Linked DNA regions of Mus musculus: all the other regions are linked to region 2. Evidence: chromatin loops called from intact Hi-C (ENCODE). Cell type or tissue: left cerebral cortex. All regions are shown on one strand. Each heading gives the region's core, and the rest is flanking DNA. Links, peaks and the distances in the headings are about the cores only. Region 1 has its middle 26 kb from the start of Gm22970. Region 2 holds the start of Klf5 (Kruppel-like factor 5). Region 3 overlaps Pibf1 (progesterone immunomodulatory binding factor 1). Region 4 overlaps Gm34061 (a long non-coding RNA gene). Region 5 overlaps Klf12 (Kruppel-like factor 12).

Region 1 (6,183 bases), core at 426-5,425, 450 kb before region 2:
ATTTCAGAAAGTGTGAGAAGAGGAAGAAAAGATAGCTTGCTTTTCAGGTTATTTATTTTTAATCCACAATAATATACTACTTTTCAGTGAAATTGTATGGCTAATACAATTAATCCAGAGTGAAATGTTTCACTCATTATTCATATTTATAAATATGAAATAAGAGTGAAATAGGTCTCCTCACTACTCTCCAGTTTTGTGATGCCTTCGAAAAAAACGCTATTGTCCCTTTAGAGAACTGGGTCCTTCCGCCATTGCCTGTTGAGAACATCCTTCAGTAAGCAGGCCTGGGTTCCTTCGCTCACTGCCGTTCCTTAACTCAGCTCTAGCCCATTTTCGTATTACTCTGACAGCTCTCATCATGAAATGGAGCACCAAGTCTTGGACTTCTTTGTATAACTCTGAGTACCTTACACTGCAACAGAGGGTGCTCAGTAAAGGACACTTGATTGGCTCAGAAGGAATAGGTCAGCTTGGGAGGTGGGAAAAGAAAAGGAGATAGAAAAGACCCCCCCCCCCCCGTCTCTACGCAGAACGCAAATTAACACCAAAGCACTGTCTTTTTCTCTTCTCTTCCAGGCTGTTCTAAAAGGCAGGACCTATTCACAAAAGTTAAGTCCATTTTGCAGGATATGGTTTTAAGTGAAAATCCCAGATCACTCTTAAAATGTGTCTTTTAGGCTAGCTTCAAGCACCACGTCTCTCTCTCTTGTCTCTTCAACACCTCAGGGATGGGCCCAGAGGAGGGAAGGAACAGTCAAACTTCCTCAAAGATGAATTGGGTTAAGAGGTCTTGCTGATGTCGCTGTGGGCTTCTGGCTTCACTGATTCTAAGGCTTCAAAGTGTCCGGAATGAAGAGGGGGAGGGGCCTTAGGCAAAGCACAAAGTTACAGGCATATGTACATATAAGCCTATGAGCCACTAACGTCATCAGATAATGTGTAATGCATTTCTCTAAGATGAGCTTTCTAGTATTCTCCGGTATTAGAAAATACATCACCTTAGAAGATGCTATGGAAAAAAAAATTGTCACAACTGGGATGCAAGCCCACTTCTAAAATTATCACCATGTGTCTATTTCGATTTCCTACCACATTCCCTGGACTCCGAAGAGGTGAAGCTTAAAATCTCTTTCAGCCATTCGGCTCATACAGCACTTCTTTCAATAAGATCATGTTTGTGTTTCCAATGTAAATGACTCCAACCAGAAAAGAGCTTTCTTCCAGACGATTTCCATATAGTGTTGGTAGTTTGCTCCTGCTTCATGTTTTAAGCATGAGGCTGCTGCATAAGAGATTTTCTGTCAACTGAACAAGTTCAATAGAAAATTAAAGACTTATTTTCTTTAGAGGGGGGAAAAGAGAAGTGTGACAGTTGTTATAAATAAATATGCAAATGTGTTTCCCATTGCCAAGATTTTCTCAGAGAAAGAAAGCTTCAGTATGCTCAGACAATAGGGTTCCTCTAAGATCTTCCAGATAGAGGAACCTGTGGCCTTTCATAAATATTAGCAGGACAGACCTATTTGAAGAGGCTGTACAACCGACCGTGCAGTCTCAAATAATGCACTCTCATCACTTCTGGGAAAGACCAGCCTGGCTCTTTTTTAGAGGTTGGACATAGTAAAGATGGTTAGAGGTTTCTCTTGCCTTTCCCTTCTGCTCAGAACATGTTTAATAACACGCACAGTAGGAAGACTTGGTAGGAGTGAGATTAGAAGATAGGGAATTTAAAATATTATTCCTATGCATTCTTAATAGAAATAGACAATTATTATCGTGATCATTGATTTCATTTCTGTCTCCATTAATGCCTCCCTCCCAAGGCTAATTTTATAAAATGACTTGGTCATGGAGCTATCAGTCAGGGCTAATTATATAATTTCTTCCCTTCTTACTGAAAGCCATACCTCATCCCTTGCTGTGTGAGCAAATATTGCTACATTTTAACATTTCTTATTTATTTATGTGTTGGGGGGGCTGCCTCAATGTATACTATAACATATCATCAAAAAGGGTAGAATATCGTGCCAAAACTCCTTCTAAAGACAAATATTGCAGATTTGATTAATGCCTTTTCATGATACACTTAGAAACACAGCTCGTTTCAGAGCATCTGAAACAGACACAGGGGAAAGAAAGGCCTTAGGAGATGCACGCCTCTCCATGCCTTCCCACACGCATCTCAGGAGTCTGCACCGTCCATTATTCTTCTCAGTTATATGTGTTATGACTCCTCCACATTTAACCTTTAGAGGTGTTCTTTCACATTTGTAAAATGGGGGTGCTGCCTAGGAATGCCTCTTTTGAAAATAAGTAAATCCCAGTGCTTATGTGACCAGCTGGCTCTCACAGTCAGCCTAAGGTAGATTGAAGCTTCCAAGGGCATTCCGGGCCTGTCCAACGTTCGAGAGAACCATAGCATCTTGACCCGCTTATGGTTTTCTCTTGAGTACCTCCAAACAAAAACAAGTCTCTGTCTTCCAGACAGTCGGGATGAAAACAGCGTCGAGGACGAGTGATTCAGGTCCGTGAGGTAATTGAGGAAATGTCATGGCAACCGAAATGAACATGAGCAAGCTTCCCATTTGCCTGCGCCAGCAACTTGGCGGGTGGGGGTGGGAGGATGTTTCTGGTTGCATTTTGCTGCGATTAGACTGGATAATGGGGCTGCAAATTGTATCCAACCGAAAGGACTGACTCACCCACAGCAGCAGGGAATGCTTCAGCAGACAGCCCCTGGGAGGACGGAAGAGCCACCGCGAACCAAGCAGAACCTGTGCGTGCATGCAAACCTGTAAACATTAACGTCCTTTCCCGTCTCTGGCTGGATAATGCTTGGGACTCATTTTAAAACGTTTAGAAGAAAAAGTTCCTCATAACTTCCCATTACTCTAAGCCACTTCATGATTTATTTATATATATTAGGGTGCAAAGTGATTTGGAAAACTTTGGCATCTTATCCTTATGACTCACGTTACCCGGGACAGTAATGTGATTAGAGGGTACTTTCCAACTGTTTGAGGGCTTCAGAGAAGTAAAGGGTGTGTGGGTGCATAATGCCATGGTAGTCCCTCTCTTATGTCACACACCCCGAGCCTCTTGTGCTGAGTTTTCTGTAAGGTGCCTGGTAGATTTGGTGTCTACTGAATTGTGGTGGATTGGACACTTGTCCAATAACCTAGGAAGTGTGCCCCATCCTCTGGAAGATGTGAGTATAGTGGCTTTCAAGGTTAATGGCAGAGACATATGTTAATACGGTCCTTGTTTTTTCCTCTCAGTGGTTGGCACATCACATGGCTCTTCGTCAGAGTACAAATGAAGTCACCCCACATTTGACATAGTTTGCCCCCTGTCTGGCGATAGACTGGCACACTCCACAAAACCCCACAAAAGCACAACAGTGTTCACTGGTGCAAAGGTGTCCCAAAGGCTCCTCATTTGGCTCAATGCACTTACGGTGCATTCTAGACTATAAAAGCATGAAAAATTAAACACTCCAATGACAGATAATTTCACAATACATAAATTTACACAAGATAATTCTCTCAAGCCATAAATGGCAAGAAGAAATCTCTTGAAAAATCTTAGGAAAAAAAATTATCCTTAAGATCCTTTATCTTGTTATGTTACTATAGTAATAGAATCCCAACCTGCTCAGGCGACTTTCAAAACAGGTCGGAGCTTGACACTCTGTTGTAAACCCCTAAATACAAAGAAAAATCGTGTTTCTTTATTGGAGTTCAAACTCTAGAAACCTGACAGCTCTCAGAACTTTAAAGGAGACCGACTGACTTCTGTAAAGGGAAAGAGTCCTGACAATTTTAATTCATGCAGTAGTGCAACTAAGAGCCTCTTTGGTGATTTATGAAGGGCATGTTTGTAGACTGGGTTTTGGAATTTTTTGCATGAAAGGTGAATTTGTGCACAGAGTACTCTGGCATCTTCAAAGACCCGTGAGTCTGGCTGCGGCTGCGGCTGCATTTGGTTTGGAAATGTATGAAAGAAACAGTGCCATGCCTCAAGAACACGTTTGAACTGTCATTTTGTTTTGATGGGTAGATGTGGTGGTAGAAACGACTTTGTGTGTGCTGTTCTGTGTATCTGCATTTGAGGTCTCCATCTCATAGCCTTAGAAGCTTCTGGAGAGCTGCGATCACAGCTAGTGAACATACTACGAAGGCAACCCAGCCTCCAACCTTTTCAAATGCTGCTTTGGTTTATTCAATGACATCACAATTCTGCTTTGTCTCAAATGCATTGTGAAGTGATAAAAAGACCGTGAAGGAGGTCAATTATAGTCTAGACTAAAATGGCTGCCCAATTCCTGTCTGTCTGTGTGTGTGTGTGTGTGTGTGTGTGTGTGTGTCTGAGGGGGGGAGGGTTTCTGAAATCAAAAAGTATAATCTAATTAAAGATTCATCCAGAGCCCAATGACAAGGTGGTCCATGAGCAAGAGTTATGGTGTGGAGTGCTATGTTGTTGCTAAAGATAGATGATCAGATTGCCCCCAGCCCTGGGACAAGCAGTGGCCCCAGATTCCTCCAAGCTCTTCCTTTTGGGAGCCACTTCCTCTGCTAGAACTCTATCTTGTATTGAGCCAATATAAGAAAGATGTCTGGATTTATAATATTCACCTTTGAAACCGAGATGTGCTTCCCCCCCCCCCCCCGCCAATACTTGGCTAAAGTATTAGTTATGACATGGAAAGCTAATACAGAGGGGAAAGATGGGTGTGATGGGTCCAGTAACAGGTTTTTCTTGATGCCTGTCAAGTCATTACATAGTATCTGTTCTTGCTTGAAAATAGCAAGACTTAGGTGATCAGGGAAGAGGATGTGGCCCTGTTCTGAAGCACTGTTTTGGTATAAGAGGCAAAGAATGCTTTGTCTAGTAACAAATGAGTGGCCACCAAAACTGCAATAATTAATGTGAAGAAATCCTATGAATTATTTGGAAAAGGAGAAACATGTGCATAGTATCCATGAAAAGACTACATTTTAAATTTCACAAGATTAGTACCACAGATTTTCTCTTTTGCCTCAAGCTCCACCATGGCTAGTCATAGCAAAGTTAACTTTATTCTGGTGGCATGTTGTGGGGAGACAGTCCGGGGGGGGGGGGGGTAAACCCAGAACCTTGTACGTGCAAGTGTGTCACCACTGAGTCACATCCCCAGCTTCATGGTAGTAACTTTAAAATTTTCATATAGCTCATCACGAATAATTTCATAGAAAGTTTAACTAAAATATATCTCATTAAAGTACTATTTTGTTACTGAGATTTTATTACCCCCCCCCCATAACTTTGCCTGAGAGATAAGTGATTCATGCAGCTGACACTGGGTCCAGTCCTGCTGTGAGATCAGTGATGATAAACAGGAATAGAGGGGAGAAACACTTGTGCGGGGAGGACACGGTGGTGAATATTGCTTCCAATAATGTCGGATCATTAAGACTGAGTTTTCCCAGAATGATAGAGAGATAAGAAGCCAGAAAGGGAGCAGTAGGTCAAAGAATTTTGCTGTACATTTAGAAATCCTCACAGCCACAAGAGGGCATCAATCAAAACCTTGGCAGAGTATGTGCTCCAAGTCAGCACAGAAAAGCATATGGAGAGAAAAATAGAAGGAAGTGAGGAGTAGTCTGAATCACGAGTTCTAACTGCTGGGCTCCTCCTTGGGGGGCTGCCACATCCGAAGCACAGAGAGTTCTAGAACAGCGCTTCTCCAACTTGATCGGCAGCTCTCTATGAAAAGCAGATTTTTGGATCAACTGTTAAAAGATCTTATTACAGCAGATCTAGGGAGGACGATGAGACCTTGTGTGGTTAACAAGTTCCCAGAATGTACCGATACTTGTCATCCAAGAACCAAATGTAAAGCCACAGGCTTGAATAAATACATAAACTCTTTACAACATAGCACCTTGGAATTTATGCAGTAAGATAGCCTATGAAAACATCAAATCATATGTCTTTACCACTATAAACTCCTCAGGACTAAAGCAATCATCCCATCCCAATCATCTTCCTTCCAAGACTGAAGAGTAGTCATGGTGGGTAAAGCTGGTTAGAGTGGGATTCTAACCAGAACATGGCAGGGACTGGAAACTGATGAGCCGCCCAGTCCAAAGGAAGTGAACATCAATTAAAGCACAGGGACTCACCCTGAGGGACAGAAGA
Region 2 (6,183 bases), core at 522-5,521:
GCCTGCAACTTGGAAATATATTTATTACCATCCAATTATATTTTGGGTCACGTATCTCATTCAAGAATGAGCATACACTATCGGAAACAACCATTCTTAAATCCATTTGGTGCTATAATCTATTAGATTAAATGAACCCCAAGTTGTCATTTACTACTAAAAAGAAAGAAATCTAAATTAGATTATTTCCTAGAATGGTCTAACCGTTAAATAAAAATAATATTTTTTTTAATTAAAGGTGTGGTGGCACATGCCTTTAATTCCAGCACTTGGGAAGCAGAGGCAGGCGGATTTCTGAGTTTGAGGCCAGCCTGGGCTACAAAGTGAGTTCCAGGACAGCCAGGGGTATATACAGAGAAACCCTGTCTCGAAAAACCAAAACAGAAATAATAAGTAAATAATAAAAGGATCTCACTATGTAGCCCAGGTTAGTTTGAACGTGTAATCTTCCTGTCTCGGCCTCATTGCTAAGATTAAAGGCATGAATTGCCATGGCTGGTGTTTTATGCCATTATACATCAGCATAAAACACAGAAATATTACGAATAGGTGATTTCTTTAACTGTCAGGTATACCCTACCTATTGGCACTCTGGAACATGAAACCCTCCTGATGCCCTGAGCACACAGACCACATACCATTATAATCGCAGAAGTGGATACGTCGCTTCTCCAGATCCGGGTTACTCCTTCTGTTGTATCTGACAGGTGGGAGAGTTGGCGAATTAACTGGCAGAGTGGCAGGTAAATTTGGGTTGTGAATCGCCAGTTTGGAAGCAATTGTAGCGGCATAGGACGGAGGTGGGGTGAGATTCTGCAGCATCTCAGCTTGTCTATCGGGACTTCCAGGCTCTGAGCTTGGTGGTGACGGGGGAAAGTAGGTGGCCTGCTGTGGAAGAAACTGACTTGGCATGGTGTACGTGCAAGGGGGCATGCCCTGGAACTGTTTCATTGACGTCTGTGGAACAGCAGAGGGGTGTGGGTTAAGGCCTGCCATAGAAACATTAAGGGTGTCCATTACTGCCGTCTGGTTTGTCGAACTGGGCATGTCTAGATCCGGTGTATTCAACAGCTGGTACAGGTGGCCCTGCTGGGAAGGGACAGAGAGATGAAGATCTGGTATAGGAAGTTCTTGTTTGATGAAGATATTGTTCACCTCCTGTGGTGGCGCTGTGGTCTGGTGGGAGCTGAAGATACTAGTGAACTCGGGGAGAGCCTGGGTGGGGGCCGGAGGAGGAGGAGGGGCCGTCGACTCGCTCTGGTGGCTGAAAATGGTAACAGGTTCTGTCTTGATCTGTGTTACGCATGGTCTCTGGGATTTGTAGAGGCCAGTTCTCAGGTGAGTGATGTCAGGGAGGAAGACGTTCATGTTGATGCTGTAAGGTATGCCTTCAGTGTCAGTGAAGAACTGGTCTACCACTGAGGCACTGTCTCGTCTATACTTTTTATGCTCTGAAATTATCGGAACTGGAGGGAGCTGAGGGGTCAGATACTTCTCCATTTCACATCTTGTCTAAAAAAGAAAAGACGAATACACGTAATCTACCCGACTCAGTCAGGAAGGATAAATAAATAATATGGTTTACTTAAAAACTCGACAGGAGTACAGGGGCCAACTCCTAAGTGTTGCTTATGAACACACAAGTTTATTTTGTCAATTGTGTAATTATCGGTTAACCAAGACTCTACGACATGTCTTCACTAAAGTCACTCCCGCAAATCATCCCCAGACAAAAGTGAAAGGCAAATGGGGTGGGGGGTGGAGGTCAAAACATTTTCTGATGCAATCAAGTCACACACACGCGCGCGCACACGCGCACACACAGTCAAATTAGGGTATATCTTCAGTTAAACTATGGTATCACAGTTTTGCCAAACTGCCTCAAATCTGTTCACATCCATTACACTTGAAAACTAAAACCTGTGCAAATCTTAAAAATAATTATTCCAAAGGGCTTTTGTGTGTGGACTAGGTTATTTTATCAGGCCTAATATAAAATGTTCTCTGGCCATTTCAATACTTTTTGAATAGAAACTTGAACCTGTGGAGCAGAAGCCTGTATTGTATCCACTGATACAAAACAATTGCACCCTCAACGTTTGGTCCAAATGTTCACTTGAACCAGTAGATTCGGTAATGGGTCACTATCATAATGAAATGGACCTATTCATATCCCTATCTAAAACAGATCTTTAATTATCAAGGAGAAAAATCACTCCCTTGGTAGACGGGTGCTAAGACTCCCGTGGGTGGGGAGAGGCTGCTGCATCGCAGGCACAGTCATCAGCAAAACATTTATCATGTCCTCTCCGTGGGCCAATGCTACATTCCCCCTTCCTCTGTAAAAAGCGCAGTCATCTTGCTATCTCCTGAGCGAAAACTACCAGAATAAAATAACCAAATATCTTCCAGGCCCTGATTGTTTAAGAACATACATAATCAATCCAGCTACTGACCAGACGCCTATCTTTCCCCCAGCTCTCTTCTCTAATATAACGAACGCTTTCTCTTGATTTTTTTTTTGACATTGAAAAAAAAGGAAGTCAGAAAAAGATCAAGCCCCAGGTAAATGAAATGGTTCATAGAACCATTCACCTCAGTCAGTGAATAGGAGTCGTATATTTTGCTTTTAATTTTCCAAAGAAATGTCACCTCGGACCTCAGATCATCAAGATCTGGATGTGGACGAGGACGGACGGGATTTCCCGGATATGCAGGACTTAAAAATAAAGATTCATGCTGTAGCCATGTGAGTCACATCTGACAAAATGCCACTGTCTTCTCAAAGCACCACGACACTGGCAGACCCCAAGAAATAGGCGCTCAGTGCAAATACACAATACAGCAAGAGGCTATTAAACTAAGCGTCTTGAAATAAACCGATCTTAAACCCTTTCGTGCACTGCGCTCCCGTGGCGGTTAGTGGTTTCTGATTTTAGCTCTTCCAGCTGTTTGCATGTGGGTCTGTTTCCAATTTTTTTTTTCCTTGGGACTAGCTAAAAGTCCCGGGAAGTTTTTTCTAGGCTATATGACTCCCGTGCGTGGGCGAAAGAAACAGGCGCTTGCTCTAATTCGGCTGCTGGGCAAGTGTAAAAGCCAACTGCCAGCTTTCAACGCGACTCCGAGAGGAAATTTACGCGCACACTAAGAAAAACAACACCCCTGGCCTTTTTTGTCCGTGTTTCTTTTTAAGGGAAAAGCGGTGTTCCAATACAACCTTAAGATTCTAGTTTTCCAAACGGGGCCCTACAATACATTCTAGGGTGAGCCTCCACGGGGGTATATGAAACCCCAGTACTCCAATTTGCATTTCTATTTCACCCCAGAGGACGCAGGCAGGTGGACTTCCAAGGCCAGGGCCATCGGGAGAGAGCGGTCAAGAAGCATTTTAAGCCAAGTTGAGCGTGGGCACAAGCTTTCATCCCCACGCAAGCAAAGAGAAGGTGCACGCGAGCGCGCGGCTCTCTTTAGCTCCTCTGGACAGATCCGGGTGGGCCCCCGCCCTGCTCCCCCATCCACTCCCCGGCGCCCCGTCTGGGAGCGCAGGGCGGGGCTGTCCACCCGGGCACCCGTTCCCGCGCGTCCCAGTCTGGAGCGGCCCCTGTCGCCCGCGCCTCGTAGCGGCGGGACACGCCCGAGCCGGGGAAGGGAGGCCGGCCGCTCTGCTTACCTGGACCAGCTCCTCCGAGGGCAGTCGCGGGCCAGCGGCTGGCGGCGGCGCAGGCGGGTGGTGGTGCGCGTGTTTCAGATCGTCTCCGGAGAAGAGCGCCGCGTCGCGGGCCGGGTTCGCAGCGCCCAGCACCGGCTTGAGCTGCGCGAACACGGGCTCGTCCTGCGCGGCCGGCGGCTGGGGCAGTGGTCCCAGGCGGGCGCTCATGGTCAGCACCCGCGTGGGCATGGACGGTCTGGGGATTACGGGAGCGGGACACGGAGCGATCGCGATCCCACCTCGCTCGGGCTGGCACGGGACGGCGGACTCGGCGGGGGGCCGCGGCGGGGGACCCCTGGGCCGGCAGCCAGACGCTCACGAAGGCGGGCACGGAGATCGGGGCTCCTGGGCTCGGCCACGCGTCACCGCCGAGGTCCTCGGGCAGCCACTTTCTCCCGCCCCGCCCCAGCGCTCGCTCACCCTCTCGCCGGAACCCGCTCCCGCCACCCCCAAGCTCCACCAGCAACCTAAGAGAGCGCGTACCTGCCCCGCGACTACTGACACTTGACGCCCGCCTCTATTTCACCCAACTCCGGGGAGGCAGGGCCAGCTCACCGGACTGGCAGCGTTGTGGCCAATGGCAAGGCCCCAGGGCCAGAGGGTAGCCAGTAGGAAAGAAGGCCCACGAGGTCCCGCCTCCGACGGGCCGACCGCACCCCTCGCGGGCCAGGAGCTTCGCGCGCAGGGCTGCGGCGCAGTTTGTACACAACTTCTCTGACAGATTGGGCCGGCGGAGCACGGGGCGGGCGGAGGGAAGGAGAGGAGCGGGTGGAATCTAGGAAGAGGGGGAAATCAGGGTGGAGACGCGGAGGGAGATCTCTCCGAACTGTTCTCTGCCAGGATTAGGGCGAAAAAAAAGTATTGCACGTCTTAGGTGTTGTGCAAGGACCTGAAACTCGAAAACCGAAGACAGAAGGCAGCTAGGTGGGGGGAGCTGAGGTTTCCAGTCTTAACCAATGAGTGTATTTTTTTTTTTAAGTATACAAAATGTACTTTAGAGGAAAACAAGGGGCGGTGCGAAAACAAACGTAAAACAGCCCTCCTTTCTGTGTTTTCAGCCGTAGATCTATCTATCTTTTCGCAGATTCCTTGTGGCCTGAATAAAATCTGTAAATGTCAAGCATTTTTTTTCAAGTCCTTGCATACCAACCTGGGCACATTTTCCCCTACAGTATTTAAGGAGCTACAAGTTTTCACAGACATGTCTACTCTCCTTCGCCGAATGTGGGGAAAAGGTGGGGTGGGCCATATGAATTATGAAGTTTTTAATATTTAAACCATGTTGATTCTAGCCCGAGCATGGAATCTAATTTGAGAACTAACAGCCAGCTCAACCGGGTATTTAAATAGACATTACATCTTTGGCTTATTTTTGCTAGCACTGTAGTGTTCGGAGGGGCGGGGAATGGAGTTTTAATATATTCAGAAGTATGGGTCCCATCTACCTAATACAGTGTCACCTTTTCCTACGAAACGGGAACCAAAGAAGGCACAAACATTCACAGACATTCAACAGCCCTGAAAACTGGGTATCCAAACTGGTAGGAAAGCAACAGTCAACTATATTACTACCTTTTTACTGCGTTGTTTTAATGGAAGGTGAGTGGTTTGGTTTGGTTTTGTTCTTAATTTTTGCCAGTAATCACACCAAAGGAAACGCCTTTCCTTAATCCTCAATGTTCTTGTCTATGATTTTATCTGGCTTATTGAGAAGCTGAAACAATAAACTGCGACTTAAAAAGACGCCTGTAATATTGCTATCTATTTACGTCTGTTGGCAGCACACTATACTATAATACCTACCTAGAGCACACTCGCTCCTTTACAGTGAAGCATCTTTTTAAAAAGTTCTTAGGAAAAAAAAAAAGTGCACCTGAAAGAGTGTATCACAGGTATAAGTCTCATTTCCAATGAAATTTCCAAAGTCTCACGTGTCGTTTATTTATTTATTTATTTATTTATTTATTTATTTATTTATTTATTTATTGTAGCAAAGATAAAATCATATTGTGAACTCAGTTTCTTTTCTCCCTTTTCCTTCCTGTCAGCAATGATCCATCTTTACAGTTGTGGTTGCCACTTTCAGAGGATGGGTGATGACAACTTTCATGATACCAGGGTGTTATTTAATAAGTGTGTGTGTACTGACGTTTTACGTCGACAACCCCATGTTGCCAACCTTCATCTTTAAAAACTTGGCCTCATTTTTCTCTGTTATTAAAGCCAATCACGTGCTCAAATAACTCTGAGACGGGTCATAGAATTGTTGTCAGATTTTAACTTTTTAAAAAGGGGTCATTTTTTTAGAAGACCTCTGGGTACTTAATGCTGATAGTATAACCAAACCAAGTGTGGAGTGTTGATAGCTCTTAACAGGATGGTTCCTTCCTTTAACTCTTTGAATTTCTCTTTATTCTGATTGGCTTTTAAGCCTCTCTAAACCAGAGCGTCAGTGGGGCATGCCATTTTACTGC
Region 3 (6,183 bases), core at 462-5,461, 160 kb after region 2:
AAGAAATTCTCATTTAATAATTTGCTTAAGAAAAGCTATGTATTTTAGAAGAAACGTTTTGAGATCACTATTGACTGAAAATGCTATAATTTCCTATTCTTCTATTATAATTAGTTTTATGATTTGAATGGCCATGCCTTCCCAGAGTGGTGTCTAAATGTAATCACCGCTGTAACAGTCATCATAAGAGGTACTCAAGAGGTGAGCAGGCTCCGAGGGAGAAGCCTTTCTGAGTGGGATTGATGCTGTTAACATGGGCAAGTCCCCTGCCTTTTGCTCTCTCACATGCTCTCTGGCCTTCTGCCATGTGAGGATGGAGGAAACAGGCCCGGGCCAAATGCTAGCACCTTGATATTGAATGTCTCAGCTTCCAGAGCAGCGAGATAATCAATTCCCATTCATTATAAATTACCCGATCTTTAACGATTTATTTATTTATTATGTATACAGTGTTCTGTCTGCATGTATACCTTCTGCATGCCAGAAGGGGGTGCCAGATCTCATTACAGATGGTTATGGGCTACCATGTGGTTGTTGGGAATTGAACTCAGGACCTCTGGGGACAGCAGCCAGTGCTCTTACCCTCTGAGCCATCTCGCCAGCCCTCAGGTATTCTTTGAATGTAGCAAAAATAGTGCTTACATGGAATTTTATACTTTCTAGCTGTGACTATGAACTCAAAGTAGGTAACCAATTCATATGAAATTAAACACACATACAAGAGAAGTCCATAGGCATGAGAAATTTACGAAACAAAACTACTCATTAAGATTCATCAAGGTGCTGCAGTTTAAACAGTGGTCAGCAATTACTATTAAAATGAAAGTGAATAAATATGGTGGGTGGTCAGCCGAGTAGCTTCTGCATCAGTGTCGAGGCTCAGCCCTGATCAGTCCATTAGAAACCTCTGTGAAGGCTTTCCTGTAACAACTTAGCCTCATCCTGCTCTCCCAGGCTCCCCCACTGCGCACAGAACTATGCACAAAGCATGTGTATGTAAACTCTTGCACAACGGGGAACTCACCTTCAGTCTATGTGGGACAGCCTACACATCGCAAAGTAAGTATTAGTGACAGGAAGAACCACCTGAGGCACATGGGGTAATAACAAAGGAGAGCTGCAACAAAGGCCATCCCAGCTGCTCACAGTCCACCAAGTTACCTGCAGACCCCTTCACTCCCAATAATCCAGCTAAAAAGACCAAAAACTCAAAGATAAAATAGAGAAAAAGACTTAAATATTTTCACAGAAATTTCAAAATTATACATTTTATTTGGTAAGATATGAACAAGAGGAGTACTAGTTGAAGCACTAACGAGGAGACTCACTTTTAAAATGTAGGATGGAATCTCTGTAATCTAGCTCCAAATTCATCTACTGGGCAGGTTAAATAGATTCAACTGATCTCGTAAATAAATCCAGATTCAAGATAGAAAGCTGTTTCATAGCACCAATTTTCTATGGAAATGTCATGTTTGTCACTGAGGCTTCTTGTGGCCTTTGGGACAGTCCACTGTGATCAAGACAGCACTAACAGGAAGGAAATACAATCACGAAGCAACACTGCACTAATGGCCACACTTAGAAGCACCGCTCAGTCGCCTCTGCACTGCGGCCTCCCTTTCACACAACTGTGAGCTGCTGCAGTTCCAGACTCTGCAGCAAGCAGAGCCTAGTGAATGCGCCTAAGAAACTCACAGCCTGGACTACACGAGTTTCTTTTCCGTGCTATGAGAACATCTCACATTCCAGGGAGTTGTGTGTTCTGGAAAAATTCAAGCACCTTAGTTTATTGCCCCTTTATTATCTCTCAGAGGTGCTTAGGAAACAAGTCATTGTGTAGACCTTCTAGATTTCCTAACAGTGGACTTTAATGTAACACTCTCATGTACCAGTTAGCTTTTATATAATAACCATTTTACGTAAATTGTCATCATATAAATGATTTTTATTATACACAGGCAAAAGGCATAAACATACCTATACTCATTACGTATTTTATCACTTACAATGCACTTCTCACATTTCCTTCCTAATTCAGACCTCATGGGCCCTTCTACCAGCTCATTCTTATAAAGAGGAAAGAAAACTCACGGTTAGGCAGTCGCTTTCCCCCCACTAGCAAGTGCTGTGAGGGACAGGACCTAAGTTTAGTCTTTTTGCTCAAAATCTTTCACTCATGGAATACTGTCTTTTCTTTTTAAGAAAGGGGTTGGGCAACCTCTTGAATACTGGCGTTGAACGTATGCACCTCAATTTGTGGAAAATGTCTTATTTCAAAACATGCAAGAGGGACTGTAGCCTTTACAAAGACCTAGTAAGCAAGTTATTTACATAATAATTCTTACCACTGAACTGAGTTTCTCTCATTCTGCCTCCTGCTACCAAGGTATTTCTCTACTCTTAGCTGCTTACGCTCTTCAAAAGGTAATGCAACTATAAGGAGGCGAGGCTAAAGACTAAAGACTTGCTATAGTTTAACTCATAATGTAATACACAGCCAGCTTAATTTACCTTGTTCAAAACAAAACTAATTGTTTGTTTGTTTTTCAAGATAGAGCTTTTCTGTGTAACTGCCCTGGCTGTCCTGGAACTTGCTTTGTAGACCAGGCTGGCTTTGAACACATGCTCATAGAGATTGGCCTGTTTCTGCCTCCTGAATGCTGAGATTAAAGCCATGTGCCACCACACCTGGCTTGAATTTTGTTCTTTTATAAGGAATATTAAAGTCTTTCTTTAATCATTTTAAGTTGTAAGGTTTCAAAAGAACTTACACCTTGTTAAGGACTTAAAGGGACAGAAGTTATAGATATATTTCAGATCTGCCATAGTGAGGATTCAGTCACATAAGTACCGGGACAGAGTCCTGTGAAGTGAAAAACAATAAAAGCAAGCTTGTACATTCAAAAGCTACTAAGGTGTCCCCGAGCCGGCACAGCATTGCGCTGCACTTTGGCGCCATCTGGTGGCAACTGTGTCACAGTGTTAATACCTTACAGGTCAATCTAAAACCCTGTGGTTGAAGCGCCTGGGTCCGATCCCATCAATTTTCTGGTTAGGCGGTATGATGGTTAGTTTTAATTGCCCACTCAACAAAGCCCAGAATCACTTGGGAAGAGTGTACATGAGCTGTTGTCTAGATCAGGTTGGCGCGTGAGGGGACTGTCTTGACTGCATTAATTGATGTGGGAGGCCCCATTTCCCAGCTTAGGCCCCAGAACTCTGTAATGAGAGTGCAGGCTGAGCACTCACAGTGCATAATTTACTCTCGTGCTCTCACCTGCAGATGGGGCTTGCTTTGACTTCCCAGCAGGACGGACTTGTGAGCTAAAATGAACCCTTCTCTCCTAAGCTGTTTTTTGTCAGGGTATTGTGTCCCTTCAGAAATGAAGCCTAAACAGAAAGTTTCCATTCACTGTGAATGAGGATCCAGAGCAGCCCTGGGGATGAGCACAGCAGGCTCTGACTATCCTTCTGCTGACTTCGCCTGCTGCCCAGTTTTCTAGTCAGCTTTGCCAACCTATCTACCTATCTATCTCTCCTAGTCGGGGAGAGAGTCAATACATGTAAACGTATGCTATGCTAGGATGTATTTGAAATGATTCTCTTTGTTCTTGTTTTTTGATGGACAACTGAAACATCACGAAACTGTCACAATAAGTACATAGTAAAATAATATATAGTAATGGCTATTGTTTAGGGAAAATCATGCTGTACTATAGAACTATGCCATAAATTTTAAGGTTATGTAAACAAAAGCCTACAAAATGCCTACAATATGCCTAGGAGAAATGAATGAACCACAAAACTAAATAGTAATTATTTATATAATACATATTATCTTTGCCAGAGTTCTCTGTCATGCACAGACCTTTCTCTTGGTAAGGTAAGATTTGTGAATTCACTACTATTTGGATATCCCACAGATACTTCCAGTGAAACTAAATTCAGTTTCTACTAAGGCCTTTTATTTTTCTAATGTTTTAGCAAGTTTAATCACTACCCACTAAGCTGGTCAACATGGGATCTGATCTCTTACCCCTAACCCACTAGGGCTTGCTGGGCCCATCTGCAGATCATTGTGCCCATTTAGGCTGAGTGATACCCTAGTTGGTAACGTGTTTAGGTGGAAAAATGAGGACACCAGGGAAAGGGAAAAACGGAAGCGAAGAAAGGAAGAAGGAAGTGAAGGAAGGAGGAAGGAAACAAGAGAAGACAGAAAGCAGGAAGTAGTTTAAATGCCAGATTAACTTTAGAGTAAGCATATGAGAACAACTGTCAGTGAAATAAGTGCATTCATTTAATCTTCCAATGCTCCCAGTTACTAGGGGGACCTAGCATATAACAATTCAAAAGTAACTGTGGGAATAAAAATATTCCTCAATGTTATCTGATATAATATCTTTCAGGATACATAAAATATATAACATTGCATATTTTACTATTTCAATTTTCACAAGTATACAAGAGAAATGGTTGGGATAACTTTTGGTGTCTTGGCATTTACTAATTTTTCTCTTATTCTTGTCTTTAAACTGAGGTAACAGGAAACAGACACATTAGGAAAGACCTAAAGTATGATAAGCCTTGTTGTAATTAGCCATCAAAGAATTTAGAATGTTAACATTCCCATTAAATTTATATTTACAACTATGAAGAAAGAGGTCTCAAAAACAGCATTTAATTTCAGTAAAATTATTATAATCCCAAACAGGCTTGCTCAATCTCTCTCTCCCTTTTTACCTGTTTTCTCGTTCATACATTTCCCTAGAGGCACTTCGAAGCTGATCAATTTCTAGATTAGTTTTCAATTTGATTTGTTCCAGTTCATCATGTAGTTTATTTTCATATTCTGTTTTATAATGGTCTCTGCAAAGACAAAAGAAAAAGTCACAGTTTTCCCTCATGAAAAAAAAAATAAGCTCTTGTTCTCCAGGTAAGATTTTAATATATTGGATGAAGTATGCTTTTACAGTGTGTTTAGAAAACTTAGCCATTTTAGAATACCTAAAAACACTGTTTCAGAAATGTTGAGCAGGTAAAGACAAAATTTTTAACTTAAAAATTGTTCTTTTATTTTTACTTCATGTGCATAGATATTTGCCTGCATCTATGTGCACCCTATGCATGCAGTACTCAGGTGGCCAGATGGTGTCAGAGTCCCAGACTGGATTTACAGATGGTGACAGCGTTGTCACCTGTGAGCCCCAGTGTGGTACTGGAAATTGAATACAGGTTCTCTGAAAAACAGCCAGTGTTGAAAAACAGCTCTTAACCGTTGAGCCATCTCTCCATCACCAAATGCTGACATTTTAGTTTTGCTGATCAATAGAGATAGTCTGAGGATTATGAGGGCTATTAGCATAGCAGTACATATTTAGCAAGAGAGAGAAGGTCGACGTGAGATGCAGGCAGTCTGAGTCCAAGACCTGGGATCTGAAAACCAACGTTGCAATGAGTGCCGTCTCATTCGTCTTTCATAGCACACAGTCAGAAGGATACCAAGCCTAAGTATGCGGACATTTTCTTTAAAATGGTATTCTAGAGATATGTACAGACTTTCAAAAACTACTAAAAAGACATCATGGTCAAGGGACTTTTTTTGCTTGAAGTTCTCAGAACTAAACTCGGAACTTTGTGTATATTAAGAAGCACTCAGCCACTGAACTATGATCTCCACCCAGCAATGGGAAGTAAGTTCTGTGTAGTCAATGTGACGTAGCGGGTCACGGTGCTTACTGCACAAGGCCAATAACCTGAGTGTGACACCCAGAACTCACGAGGGAAGGAGAGACTGACTCCTCAGAGGACCCCAAGCCCAACAACATTTGTTCTCACACAATACTGAGTAAGCTCAAATCCGAAACCAACCAACCAACTGAAGGACCATCCAACCAACCAACCAACCAACCAACCAACCAACCAACCAACCAACCAACCAACCAACCAACTGACCGACCAACCAGCCAGCCAGCCAGCCAAAATCCTTGAAAGAAAATAAATCACACGCACATATCCTACCTAAAAGAAACAGACTTATCGTTACAAGTAGTTCTGGGAAATAGATAAAGATCTGAATGTAAGGCACAGAGCCTTAAAGCTACTATAAGAAAATAAAGGAAAACACTTCAAAATATAGATGTGTGCCATCATTTTTGAAAAGAGTTCCAATAACTCAGGGAA
Region 4 (6,183 bases), core at 728-5,727, 330 kb before region 2:
AAATCTCTGTCCAAAGCCTGGAGCAGACCTCAGGTTTAGAAGCTGGCTTCTAGTGGCAAAACCGCTTGTGTGGCACATTCCTCTGTGGAGCCTGATAGGCCCTGATTGGCTGAGCATTTGTGTACAAATGAGGCATAAAATGGGACCCACCAGAAGAGAGTGTTCAGACCCAGAAAGGAAGAGAGAGCACCCACAAAAACCTGGACTTGTTCTCAATTTCGGACTAAGTTCTACTCTATCCCTCTTCCCCATAAAGCAGCCTGTTGTGCGTGAGTTAAGGGCTACTGGGACCTTTGTTCCCTGCTAATCCAACGTTTCAGTGAAAGGGAACCTGGGATCTCCACCTGCCACTCTCTAATTGTTCCGGGTCCGGGTCAGGGGTACGGGGTGGGGGTGGGGGTGGGACTTCAAACACAGCCTGCTGTTGGCATCTAAAGCATTGTCACATCTATTCCACCAATCACCTCCAACTCTGGAACCTTCCACCACCACCTAATTTTGGAAAGTAGCACTGGCAAAGGGGGAAGAGGAGAACAATAGCCCATGGACAGACTACTAACTCTATCATTTATTTATTTATTTATTTATTTATTTATTTATTTATTTATTTTAAGAATTTAGAAAACAGAATGGTTCAAAGGAAATCTTGATCACCCTTAACTACAGAGACAGCCACTGCCAATATTTTTTGAGTGTATCTTGCTATCCCATAATCCTTATCCTTTGCCTATTCTTTCTTCATTCATAATGTGATATCAGAGAGGCCATGTCAGTCCTTCCTGTAATGTAAAGACATGTAAAGACATGTTGTTTGTGACTGTGGGGTGGGAAGACTTTAATATGGAGCAGAGAACTTTCTCTGAGGAATCCGATAAATCTCAACGTTAAACACAGTTCTGGAACTTTTCTGAGGACTTAATTTTCTTCTGCGGAGAGAGGGGAAAAAAAAAATCTGTGTTTAAAACATCTCTTGCCCTGAAAGATCGTTAGAAAGTTTTGAGAATAAGGAAGTCAATAGGCTTTGTCTGAAATAAAAGCTAGTGTTCTGAAAAAATAGAAACGTATTTTAAATTTTGTCTATAACCTTAATTGGAAAGGATCCCAAATTTACCATATTTAGAATGCTGAGGTAGTTTGGGATCTGAGACAAACAGTAAGATTAGTATATATACCAAAGGTATAAGGCTAACCAGACAATTGGCGTTAATATTAAGTAAATCAGAGATCAGAGCAGTAAATATTTGAGCAAACTTTGTGTCTCAGGAGTCGGGTGACTCACAACCTCCCACAAGTTCAGACAAAGTGGACTTTCAGGAGAATTCGCTGCTTTCCCAGTTACTCAGCAAGGCTTAGGGGAAGAGGTGAAAAGAGAGAAGAAAAGGTTTCCATTGGCTAACAATAGGTGGCGTTTCCAGGAATGGGGCTTAAGGATCAAAGAGAAAAGGAATTGATTAACTCATTTAGAGAAGGCAAGAAATTAGGAAGAAAGCAGAAAACACCTGGGCTCCCCTTGAAGACAGGGGCTTGCGCAATCTCTCCGAAACTTATCTGTCACTTACTCATCCACCAGCCAGAGAACTTCTAAATAAATATTCAAGGAGCAACTACTTGCTAGGCAACAGTTTGGAGATGAGAGGCAACCACAGCATGCCGGGTGATTCTGAAAGGATAGATTTACTTCATGAAAGAACCCTTAGCTCACTCTCCAAAACCAAAAGGGATTGGGCAAAACAGCTATTTGTCGCACCCATCTCTAAATGAACTGATTCTGAGTGATAAAATTCATTTTGCACTCTGCAGTTTGGCAGAAGTCACCAAACATGGAACCTTGCCCATCACCAATGTTCAAAACATCTGACAACTCCGAGGGCCTGGCTATTACCTATGCATATTTTTGTGCGTATTCACTTGTCCACAGGACTGCATAGATCATCACAGCACAAGGGTGCATAGATGCACGTGTGCACACGTGCGCGCTAATACACACACACACACACACACACACTCATACACTCACACATTCGCACGTGCACGCTCACTCCCACAGACAGGTACATGTCTGGGGGTGGCATTAGGCACTGGGAAATGTGGATACACACAAATTATCTTTGGAAATTAATATGGGATTTAAATCATACCTACGGGTCAATATTCAACAGTTGCAACAAGTATTTGACCCGTTGTCCATGATAAAATAACATCAAGATACTAATATATTCTCCTTTAGGGATTATATTTTCGTTCTATTTCTATCCAATGGCTGATTTCCGTTTATATCTATGAAATGAGGAAATGTTCTGGTGTTTGAAATGTGAACACAATGTTGCCATGATTCTAAAAAAAAACCAAAAAAACAAACAAACAAAAACAACAACAACAACAACAAAACTCAAGCAATTCAAAATTGTTTCCTGGTAAAACTGCAAGCACCTCCCCTTTCTGGTGTCTTTGAGTCTCTGATTTCAGATGCATTAGTCATGTTCCTTGAGGCTGAACCTCATTTTATTAATTTCTGAAGTTTTCTCCTCATATAAAGGTAGCTGGAGTTCTGCAAGAGCATTAGAACAAGATCAGCCTGTTCTCAACGTGACAAATTATACGGTTTCTATGTGAACACTGCCGTTCTTCATTCAGAGTCAGAAAGCATGGGAGCTGAGATGAGTCATAGTTTCCCGACACTGGAAGAACTTGTTTGCTTCTCCCGCCTCTGAAATGCCATCAGAGAAGAACTCGATTCTTCCCAAGGACCAGCGAATTCTACAAGATCACATTCTAGATAAAGGAGTTTGAAACGAAGAACACACCACCACCACCTCGGTGTAAATTTAACACCACCACCACATCCCTTGCACGCAGAGGCAAGGCTGAGAAAGCGGTTTGGTTAACCCCCAAGCTGCCTTTAGACAAACCAGTATTGAAGCTTTCTTAGATGTTCAGACAACAAGGTGTTTTAGTGATGCTGTTGTCAGTGAGGAATAGCAAACTCTTTAGAGGCGAATATCAAACCATGGAGATTGATCAATGACCGTGCTGGTGCTCACCACAACCTGCGAGGCAGAGATCTTTGTCCACCTGACTGAAGCTTTGACATTTTCTTTAGTGGTCTCATTTCTCAATGACACAATGTACTCCTCTGTTTTACACAACTGTCAGAACAACAGTCCACCTATTCATATCAGCAACACGAAAACAAAAACAATGTGTACAGAAGGTAGGAAGAAAACAAAACAAAGACTTATAAAAGAAGTCGGCATCCATTCAGCAGCTGCCTTTGTCTTCTCCCCAGCCTGCCTGAAAATGTCATACTTCGGCCTGGAGACTTTCAACGAGAACCAATCTGAGGAAAACTTGGATGAAGAAAGTATGATTTTAACGCTGGTCCCATTTAAGGAGGAGGAGGAGTCAATCACAGACTACCCTATGCAATCAAATGTTTCTTCTTCAACCTCAGACCACACACCACCAGCCCGTTCGTTCTCTGGTGAGGCATGCGGGAATCAAACATCCAACCAGATCCATACCAAGCACCTGTCCTCCGCCCAGCCTGCCTCCTATTAGGGACGTGTCCCGGAACACTCTTCGGGAGTGGTGTCGGTATCATAACTTGAGCATGGATGGCAAGAAAGTTGAGGTCTATTTGAGACTTCAGAGACACTCATATTCTAAACAAGAATGTTATATTCCCAATACATCTCGTGAGGCCAGAATGAAGCAGAGTCCCAAGAAATCCAAGATTGTCACCAGAGGAATCGGGTCTCCAAGCAGGTGCCAAAGGAAGAAGCAGGAGAATGGTATCCTGGGAATTCTAACTTCACCTAAGGAGTCCACATTTGCAGCCTGGGCAAGGATTGCCATGAGAGCAGCTCAGTCAATGTCTAAGAATCGATGTCCTCTTCCGTCTAACGTGGAGGCCTTTCTGCCACAAGCCACTGGATTCAGATGGTGTGTAGTCCATGGCAGGCAGCTCCCTGCACGTAAGAAAGGCTGGGTTCGCCTGCAATTTCTTGCTGGACAGACCTGGGTTCCAGACACTCCCCAAAGGATGAATTTTCTCCTCCTGTTACCGGCCTGTATTATCCCAGAACCAGGAGTGGAAGATAATTTTCTATGTCCTGAATGTGTTCAGAGCAACAAGAAGATCCTAAGAAACTTTAAAATTAGAAGCCATGCAAAAAAAAAAAAATGCCCTACCCCCAAATATGCTGCCTTAGACAAGATTTTACTCTGATCTAAAGGGAATGGAAGAATAGTCTGTGATCCCTATAATGGCTAAAAACAAACAAACAAACAAAACAAACAAACAAACAAAAAAAACTGGCTGTCAGTTATCAGAAGCCCCTCCTCCTGTCTCCCAGCAGAGTAGAGACTGCTGACAAATTAGCATCCATCTCTCTAACAACAGCCTGCTGCATCTTAACATCTCTGACAGCTCCTCATGGCCTTGTGCTGGATTGGCTAAATGCTTAGCTATCTGAGAAATGATTTGGTTTTACTGGGTTTGTTTTGCTGTACTTTTTTTAATATAGATTTTTGGTGGGGGAAATGGGGAGCAGTTTCAAATTAGCAAAGCAGAAAGTACTTTAAAATATATATATATATGAAAAGAAAACAAAACAAAACAGGCTTTAAGTTTCAGTTGAATTAGGTTGGGACCCTGGTATCTAAGCAACTCAATTGTTCTCTACCTCCCTGTCTGCATCCATAGGAAAAAAAAAAAAACAGTTAATGATATCTATCCTGTAGACATTTATGAAAATCAAAAGATAAATTTAAAGGGCTAGTTTACACTTAGTTACCGTCACTAACCCTTCTTTAAAACTTAATGAATTTATCTCACAAAGTAATTTGAGGAAGGATGTATCCAATATGAAATGTGCACACAAACACACACACACACACACACACACACACACACACACTTCTGAAAAGTTGCCAAACACAAGGGATGGCTACTAGAACCTCTGGTGGGTTTCCCAGGCCCCAGGGGATGGCTGCACAGCCACGTGCACATGGGCAGTACTAATTGGATTCTGGGTGTTATTTTAGAGAGAGAGAGAGAGAGAGAGAGAGAGAGAGAGAGACAGGAAGTGTGGAGGGAAATTTGAAGCTGAGGAGAATTAGAGAGAGGGAATGGCTAGAGAGATATAATAAGATGCATTGTATACATGTATCCAAATTTCCAAAAGTTATTTTGAACTTTAAAAAGTTGCTGAAGAAAAATTATCACCAGAGAACTCGTGAAAACTCTAGATCAAAGACCATTCTCAGTACAGAAATTACCAACCTTAATTCCCCCATGCTAACCCAATAAACTGCCCAGCACTGTCCCCAGCCAGGCCATCTAGTTTCTGGTGTAAGTTTGTCAGGGTTGACAATGAGAAGATGAGTTGGAAGAGGAGGAGCTGCAGCTGACGCCATCCTCCGTGGCCTCTCAGGCTTACTAAGGGTGGCAGCAAGACAGAGGTTAGTAACAAAGTCACCTGCTTCAAATCCTTTCTGAAGGGTGCAGGCGGCTAGACGTAGGAACCAGCAACTGCTAGGAAGACAACCACACTGTTGTATAAACTCTGTATTCAGGCAAATCTCACTGCTTCATACTGACCGTGTGCTCTTCATTCAGTTTCTGAAACACTCCGCCTGCTTCTTTGTCATCTCGTGGAGTTGTAATGGCTCCACAGACAGTTTCTCTAAGGATGTAAAGGTTTATCAGATTAGAGTGACTTGGTCCGGTTCCCAGGACATGGCCCACCCTATAGATGTCAGTTTCTTTCATCATGAGCAGTTCCTGATTTTAGAATGGGACTTCCTATGCTAAAAGAAATGGAGAAGGCAGAAATAGACTGACCATAAACCAAAAATCACTGGGGTGGTCAGCGTTCTTGTCGTCATAGCAATCACAATAAGAGGTTGAAAGGACGGGCAGGTGACCAGCCTGCCAGCATGCTATTGATCCAGATTCTGAAGTGTAGAAAATATTTTTCAATAATGTAATGAAAAGAAAAGAAAAGAAAAGAAAAGAAAAGAAAAGAAAAGAAAAGAAAAGGAAAGGAAAGGAAAGAGGAAATGAGCAGAAAGGAAAAGCAAAGATATTTGCCCTCTATAAAGCCGACTCAACTTCCTACTGAGTAGCCCAAACTGAAATGCAGAGACAGCTGGACAATCCACCCAGCCCTCAAACACTAG
Region 5 (6,183 bases), core at 669-5,668, 590 kb before region 2:
GAGGGAGCTCTTGCTTAGGAGCAAGTCACTTCTCCGCTGTTTTCCACACACTCGTACATCCTTTGTCTTGTTCAGTCTGCACAGCTCTTTTTCACACGAGGACTGCTGCCCCTACACTAGGTTTTCCAGCTCTCCTTATGGACGTCCACCGGCAGCTTGTTCATCGGCAAGACATTGGGTGGAAGTTTAAGACAGAGTCCTGTCTGTCCTCTTATGGTGCCATTTGGGGCTTCCAGGTGGATGGAGATCCCTCAACTGATCAAACTTTTTCCGACACTGACTGGCACTCACTGGGTCATGGTGAAGTACCTCCTGACCTCCAGATCAGACACTCCCGATTTTGTCAGCCATGTCTTTTCTAGGTACGCTCACACCTGTCTCCTTATGCTGTCTTTATAAGGTTTGTGTTCCCTATATACTGAGGGAAGAGATATTTATGGAAGTCTCTTAATGTGGACAAAATATATGTAAGTCTTCTGGAAGTTAACTCTATTAGGAGCATGTAGGTCAAGGAATGCTGCCAATGAGATCTAGTTTATCCATTGTAGCAGATAGAAGCCGATTAATTTTTTAGACCTAGGCTTGTAATGTTTGAGCTATCCCTGAAATGATGACTTGCTCTGGAGGTGAGGTTGAGGCAACTTCTGGGGATCCAGGGAACTCTTGCTGTAATGTTGGCAGCCTGGGGATTTATATGTTACATTCTCCAATCCAGAAAATACATATTATAAGCCCACTGTAGTGACTTACGGTATTGTGTTAAAATCAGTAAGTCAAAAGGATCTGAATAATACACACACACACACACACACACACACACACACACCATCTCTCCTTCATCTTTTCCAGTCGATTGATGGGCAGATTGAATATGACAAATGCAAAGAAAATACCCTGAGTTGTAATCCTAGAGACCTCCATATGGCAGGCTCTTCGTGTAGATATGCTACCTCTAGTCTGCAGCAACATATACTCGCTAAACTCCAGCTCAAAACCCAAAATGTATCAAATCCATTTATCCCCTTCCCAGGGAATCACTTACAGCCAATCCTCTGTATCCAAAGGGTCTACTCCTGCACATTAGTCTTGGATCTTACTTAACATCTGTGAGCTTTTTCTTGTCAGCATCCCTTAGCTGTATGCATAGAAGCTATGGGAAGCATTTGCATTGTTTCAGATGCTGTAAACAGCCAGATATCATCTGGGGTGTACAAGAAGATGCGCAGAGGTTAGATGCAAATACTTCACTGGTTTCTATCTTACACCTTGAGTATCTGTGAGGATGGGGCAAGAACCAGTTCTCTGATACCAAGGGACCACTCTAGTCTGTGCAGGCATAGCCTCTTGAAATGACAGTCAAGTGACATTATTCTCAAATAGAAAGAAAGAGTAAAATTTGGTTAGCTTGTTGTAACTGGTGTCAAATGATCCCAGGCTAGCTTATAATTTATAATTATATACAAGATTTCATAACATAGTGAGTAAAATGTAATCAGCACTAGCTCTATAGAAATTCAGGCTGGCTTGCATGCTTTTACTAAACAGCTTCTTAGCCTTACCTTTGCTTCAGGCATGTTGAGTAAGATCCTTATGTGTGACCAAAAATACTGTATGTGGAGTTTGGGATTATAACTGATGAGTTACGAAATCCGCGCACGCTATGGGAAGGGAGCGGGCTGCAGTGAGAAACTTTCCTTAAGAAGGACACAGTAATTATCGTGTTAATGTTTTACAGTTCTGCACTTTAGTAGTGTCTGACCACTCGTGTATTTCCTTAGGACGCAACCTTGTAAACATTTCTAGGGATACAGGAAAGGGAACTCTTCTACATGTTAGCAATGCATACACAATTAAAGAAGAGTTTGGGAGTGCACATTTAAATAATTTCAATTTTAAAATAATCAACTCTGTTTTGTTACTGTGCCGCTCAGGTAGTGGCAGGAATATGTGAGCAATTATTTTGAAATAGTGTCATGATGGCAACCCCTGCCGAGGCTACATTGTTAAAGGAACATTACAAAGGAGAAAATGTAGCTCAGGAGTCATCACAATGTTGCCAGCAGGCCCACTGTTCCTACCCTCTCGTCTACATTGTATATTTCTTCCACACAATAAGGTATGCAGTGTATTTAAATGAAATTGTAGAAGCTTTAAGTTAATGGAGTCTTACTTGTACAGTGAATATCTACTTTTCATTTCCTTCATTTAAAGATAGTACAGGTATATTAAGTGTACATTCTAAAAGAAAATATGGCATCATTTAGGTTGTTCACTATTGTCTTAAGCAGGGGTTCTCAACCTTTGGGGCTCGGAGTACCTTTTCATGGGGGTCAACTAGGATCATTAAAAAACACAGATGCCTACAATATGATTCATAACATTAGCAAAATTACAGTTATGAAGTAGCAACGAAGATAATTTTATGGTTGGGTATCACCACCACCTGAGGCACTGTCTTGAAGGGCCGCTGCATTAGGAAGGTTGATAACCACAAAGTAATTTCAATGCTGTTTTAGCTCTCAGGTGTCAGTAATGCGTACAGCCACTAGATGGAGCACTAGACTCGGCTGTTGCAGCTAGTCTAGGTGGGAAATATGATGGCTCTCCTGCTGTGTGGGACACACTAAAGTGAAACGTGGCAATCAGAATGAAATGTTCCACAGAGCATTTCAACTTAGTAATGAATGGAAAACGGAGTTAAATTTCAAGCCAAGTTTCTAAAAATAATCCCAACATGTCTTTTCTTTTTCAATAAATATTGGAAATATTTCATATTACAAATTGATATTATGCCTCTGCCACAAATCTGGGGCGGGGGTGGGGGAGAGTCATTAATAGGGCAGTTTTGTTTAATGTTCATTAAAATTTATATTTATATTTATTTATTTGATAGAATTTATATCAAGTTCTATAAACTGAACTTGAGATAGATACATTTCTCATGTATCTGCCTTCATAAAAATAACTCATATCAGAATATTAGACATCGAAAGGTTACTTATGGAGGCTTGAAAATATGAACCAGGGATGATTAGACCGTGTCTGAAATCTGTCCTTATTTACATTTAAAAGTAAAGGAAACTGTACACTAATTAGCAACGCCTCCTCGGATGAAAGGGGCATGTGCTGTAACCGGATCACTGTTATTTATAAATTACACGTGTGATGCACTTAAGCCCCACTTACACCTACGCTCCCTCCCACGCGGTGATGCTAAGTGGCTCCAGATTCCACGGTCTCACTTTTCCCCTGACTCATCGCTTCTTATTGCTATTCATGTATTTCTTTCTTCTAAACTGACATCTCGATTTCTTTTTTTTTTTTTCCCTGAATAAGATTCTAAAGTGGCTTGGGGAGATTCTCGGACAGCTGTCCATCGCGGTGGCCTTTGGGTCCACCTTCAGATACATACAGTGCTACTTCTGATATTTGCGTCATTGCTCATGGTTCCTTGAACTCCCCTTTTAGGATCTCCCTCCTATCTCTATTAACTATAAGACAAAGCACACAGCCTAGTGATGGTGCTGAGATACCATCTAAAAACTGACTCTTTTCAGGGTAGAATCCTCATGGTAAGTAGCTTGTAAGTCCTGGCCAGAGTTCATGTAGTCTGTGAGCTGCATGGTTGTCTTAGTCTGCTTCTGCTGCTGATGTTACAGTATCACAGACTAGGCAAGATCTAAAGAATTAAGCTTGATCCTGATTTCTGGGTCTGGTTCAAGGTTGAAGGACTGCATTAGATGGTGGCCTTCTTGATATTGGAGTCCCGTGGTGGCTGTCACAGGACAGGAGACAGGAATGTTTGAGAGACTTATTTACTACTCCTTAAATGCCTCATGGTAGGGATTAAATTTCAACATGAATTTGGGTATTTGTTTGGTTGGTTAGTTTTTGTTTTTGTTTTGTCTTGTCTTGGCTTTTTTGTTGGTGGTAGTGGGATTTTTCTGGATGGTTGTTTGTTGGTGAGGCTGGGTGTCAGTCACACTCACACTACAACAAAGTGTGCTGAGAAATTTTAAAAAATGAAATATGAAATGTGAAGTGATGAAACTAAAGTCTGCATCTCTCTTTGTCCTGTAACTGATAAGCTTGGAGCAGCTACCAAAGGTGTGGCAATCTCACGGATTTTCATTTTTAGCTTTATCCCCAGATGTTGTAAGTCTCATTAAAAATGTGTGACTCAGGACATCAGTTTTATAACCGAAGCAGATAGATACAGTGATAACACATCCTAGGCCTTCGGCAGTCCTTGGCTGAAGTGGATCCAGCTATAGAGCTATGTCATTGTAAACTTATGGCTACAATTAAATAACTTTACTTGGGACTCTAATGGATTTGATATGTATGAGCGGTAGTTGTTTGGAAGTGAAGCTAACTGCCATTTAGTAAGCATACTATGTCACTGTCATAGTAAATAAACAGTTGTTTACATTCTTACTAAAATATTTCAGTTTCCCGTTTGAAAGGCCATATCCATGGGATGAGCTCAGCAACTACTGGTTGAACATTTTCTCCATTCCTATAGATGGAGTTTCAGAAGCACAGAAAAAGTCATGGACCGTCCTTGGTGAGCTTGCCCATAGCAGAGTAGATAATTCACACCGTATCCAGGGGAGAGCAAGCAGCTGCAATGGTGCCTAGCTCTGCAGATGAGCCTGGGTCTGTGCAGCTCATTCTGACCTTCAACTCCAACCTCAAATGGCCTGCCTACTTGACTCTTTTCTTCCTACTCCATTGGTCAATAACGTCTTTTAATTTTCCAGAATGCCTCAGTGTCACCTGGCCTATTAAGCTCTTTGACATGCGCCGTCCCCGCCACATATACACCTTGTGCCCCCAAGTAGGCCCAGAATGTTGTTCAACTTGCCTTAGTTTTCCCCACATGCCTTTCCTTTCCACCATAATGTCTTAATAGTATCAGGCTACATACTGGAGGGCTCTGGAACAACCTTCATGGCAGCTGACCAGATAGATGCGAGGATGCGGGAGGGGAATGCTAAGCTAAGAACAGCCAACGTGTGTGCTTACTGTAGGGGCTTAGGATCCTTGTACACATGAAGATCTCACGTGGAGGGTACACACATTTCTCTGTCCCACAAAGTCATGCACAGCTACGCAAGTATGCTAGACATTTTTTACTGGCTATGTAAATCCCAGGAAGTGAGCCAGGTTAGAAGATCCACCAGGGGTCAAGCATTAAGGGGAAAAAAGCCCATTTTTAATTGAGGCCCTGGTTGCTCTAGGGTCTGTGTTCTTGTCATTCAACCCAGTCCTTGACAGGTTCACAAACCTGCCAGGTTGATCCCTTCAGGAGAGCCGTCAATCCCATGCTTGCCTGTATGGCAGCACATATGTACTTAGCATTAGTGTGACAAGATGGCATGAGAGGTGGCTAACTAGCCTTTCTCCCCACTCTACGAAACTTTTATGTGAGAAGACACACACTAGGAGCACTAGTCCCCAAATAAAACCAGACAGGCCGCTCTTGAGTGCTCCATTGCTCAACACACAACTCTTTGCATGCTAATGAATGAGATTTAAAAGTGAAGACAAGGCCTGGGGTGATGGTACATGCCTTAAATCCCAGCACTTGGGAGGCAGAGGCAGTCGGATTTCTGAGTTCCAGGCCAGCGTGGTCTACAAAGTGACCAGGACAGCCTGGGCTATACAGAGAAACCCTGTCTCGAAAAACCAAAAAAAAAAAAAAAAAAAAAAAAGACAAGTGTTGTGCAAGACAGCCATATTGGCAAGTATCTTTTTGCAGAGCGCAGAATAGCAAAGAGAGAAGATGCTTGCCTGTGTATATTGCCTTGGTGGCACAGAGCGACCATCAGCAGCCATCCTCATGGCGATTTGCCTTAGCAAGCAAGCAGTTCCCATTGCCACCTAAAAGGAGGAAACCTTTTCAATCTAGATTGCTATCAATACGCATAGAAAATGTTACAAATATAATACTGTTTTCACTAAAGAGAAGGGAGTTCTCTTGACCCATCAGAGAGTTAGTGTCTTTTAAAAGAAAGTGCCTGAGATCCACAGTGATACTTGTGTTTTATACATTTGATTTCATTTTATACCAAAGCTGTATCTTACTGAACTGCTGTTTTAAAAGTTGATCTTTTGCATACACTTAAAAAAAAAAAAGCTTGTAAAACCACCTGCCAATGAATGCCTCTGATCAATAAT

Evidence for each region. A loop is a pair of places that touch in the nucleus more often than their neighbours do. Peaks named below come from ENCODE experiments on the same cell type or tissue, not always from the same donor. Only the 100,000 strongest peaks of a DNase experiment are listed, where the experiment ranks them.
Region 1: a loop joins it to region 2, with 6 times the contacts of the local background. A loop is called at or near these places in 6 of 42 quality-filtered maps.
Region 3: a loop joins it to region 2, with 4 times the contacts of the local background. A loop is called at or near these places in 11 of 42 quality-filtered maps.
Region 4: it touches region 2 in a loop (3-fold over the local background); 2 of 42 quality-filtered maps call a loop at or near these places.
Region 5: a loop joins it to region 2, with 4 times the contacts of the local background. A loop is called at or near these places in 11 of 42 quality-filtered maps.

Annotation. Positions count from the first base shown.
Region 1 is chr14:99,744,814-99,750,996 of GRCm38, reverse strand. No RefSeq gene overlaps it. Among named protein-coding and RNA genes, the nearest start is that of Gm22970, 26 kb to the left of the region's middle. In left cerebral cortex, for the core only: no CTCF peak of the experiment used is centred there; DNase peaks (open chromatin) are centred at 1,220, 2,150 and 2,601; H3K27ac peaks cover 1,555 bases.
Region 2 is chr14:99,296,710-99,302,892 of GRCm38, reverse strand. It overlaps Klf5 (Kruppel-like factor 5), which reads right to left and starts at 4,202. Exons shown (of 4, transcript NM_009769.4): 1 at 3,671-4,202; 2 at 639-1,512. The coding sequence starts at 3,898. In left cerebral cortex, for the core only: CTCF peaks have their summits at 1,183 and 3,603; DNase peaks (open chromatin) are centred at 2,782, 3,010, 3,609, 4,307 and 3 more places; H3K4me3 peaks cover 3,267 bases; H3K27ac peaks cover 2,366 bases.
Region 3 is chr14:99,139,223-99,145,405 of GRCm38, reverse strand. Pibf1 (progesterone immunomodulatory binding factor 1) reads right to left here. Exons shown (of 18, transcript NM_029320.3): 9 at 4,744-4,869. Among named protein-coding and RNA genes, the nearest start is that of Dis3, 43 kb to the right of the region's middle. In left cerebral cortex, for the core only: a CTCF peak has its summit at 2,963 (motif pointing left); a DNase peak (open chromatin) is centred at 2,959.
Region 4 is chr14:99,627,781-99,633,963 of GRCm38, reverse strand. All of the region lies in intron 1 of Gm34061 (a long non-coding RNA gene), which reads right to left. It also overlaps the pseudogene Gm9298. Among named protein-coding and RNA genes, the nearest start is that of Gm33880, 4.4 kb to the left of the region's middle. In left cerebral cortex, for the core only: no CTCF peak of the experiment used is centred there; DNase peaks (open chromatin) are centred at 1,392 and 2,666.
Region 5 is chr14:99,891,290-99,897,472 of GRCm38, reverse strand. All of the region lies in intron 6 of Klf12 (Kruppel-like factor 12), which reads left to right. Among named protein-coding and RNA genes, the nearest start is that of Gm22970, 120 kb to the right of the region's middle. In left cerebral cortex, for the core only: a CTCF peak has its summit at 2,546 (motif pointing right); DNase peaks (open chromatin) are centred at 2,561 and 3,203.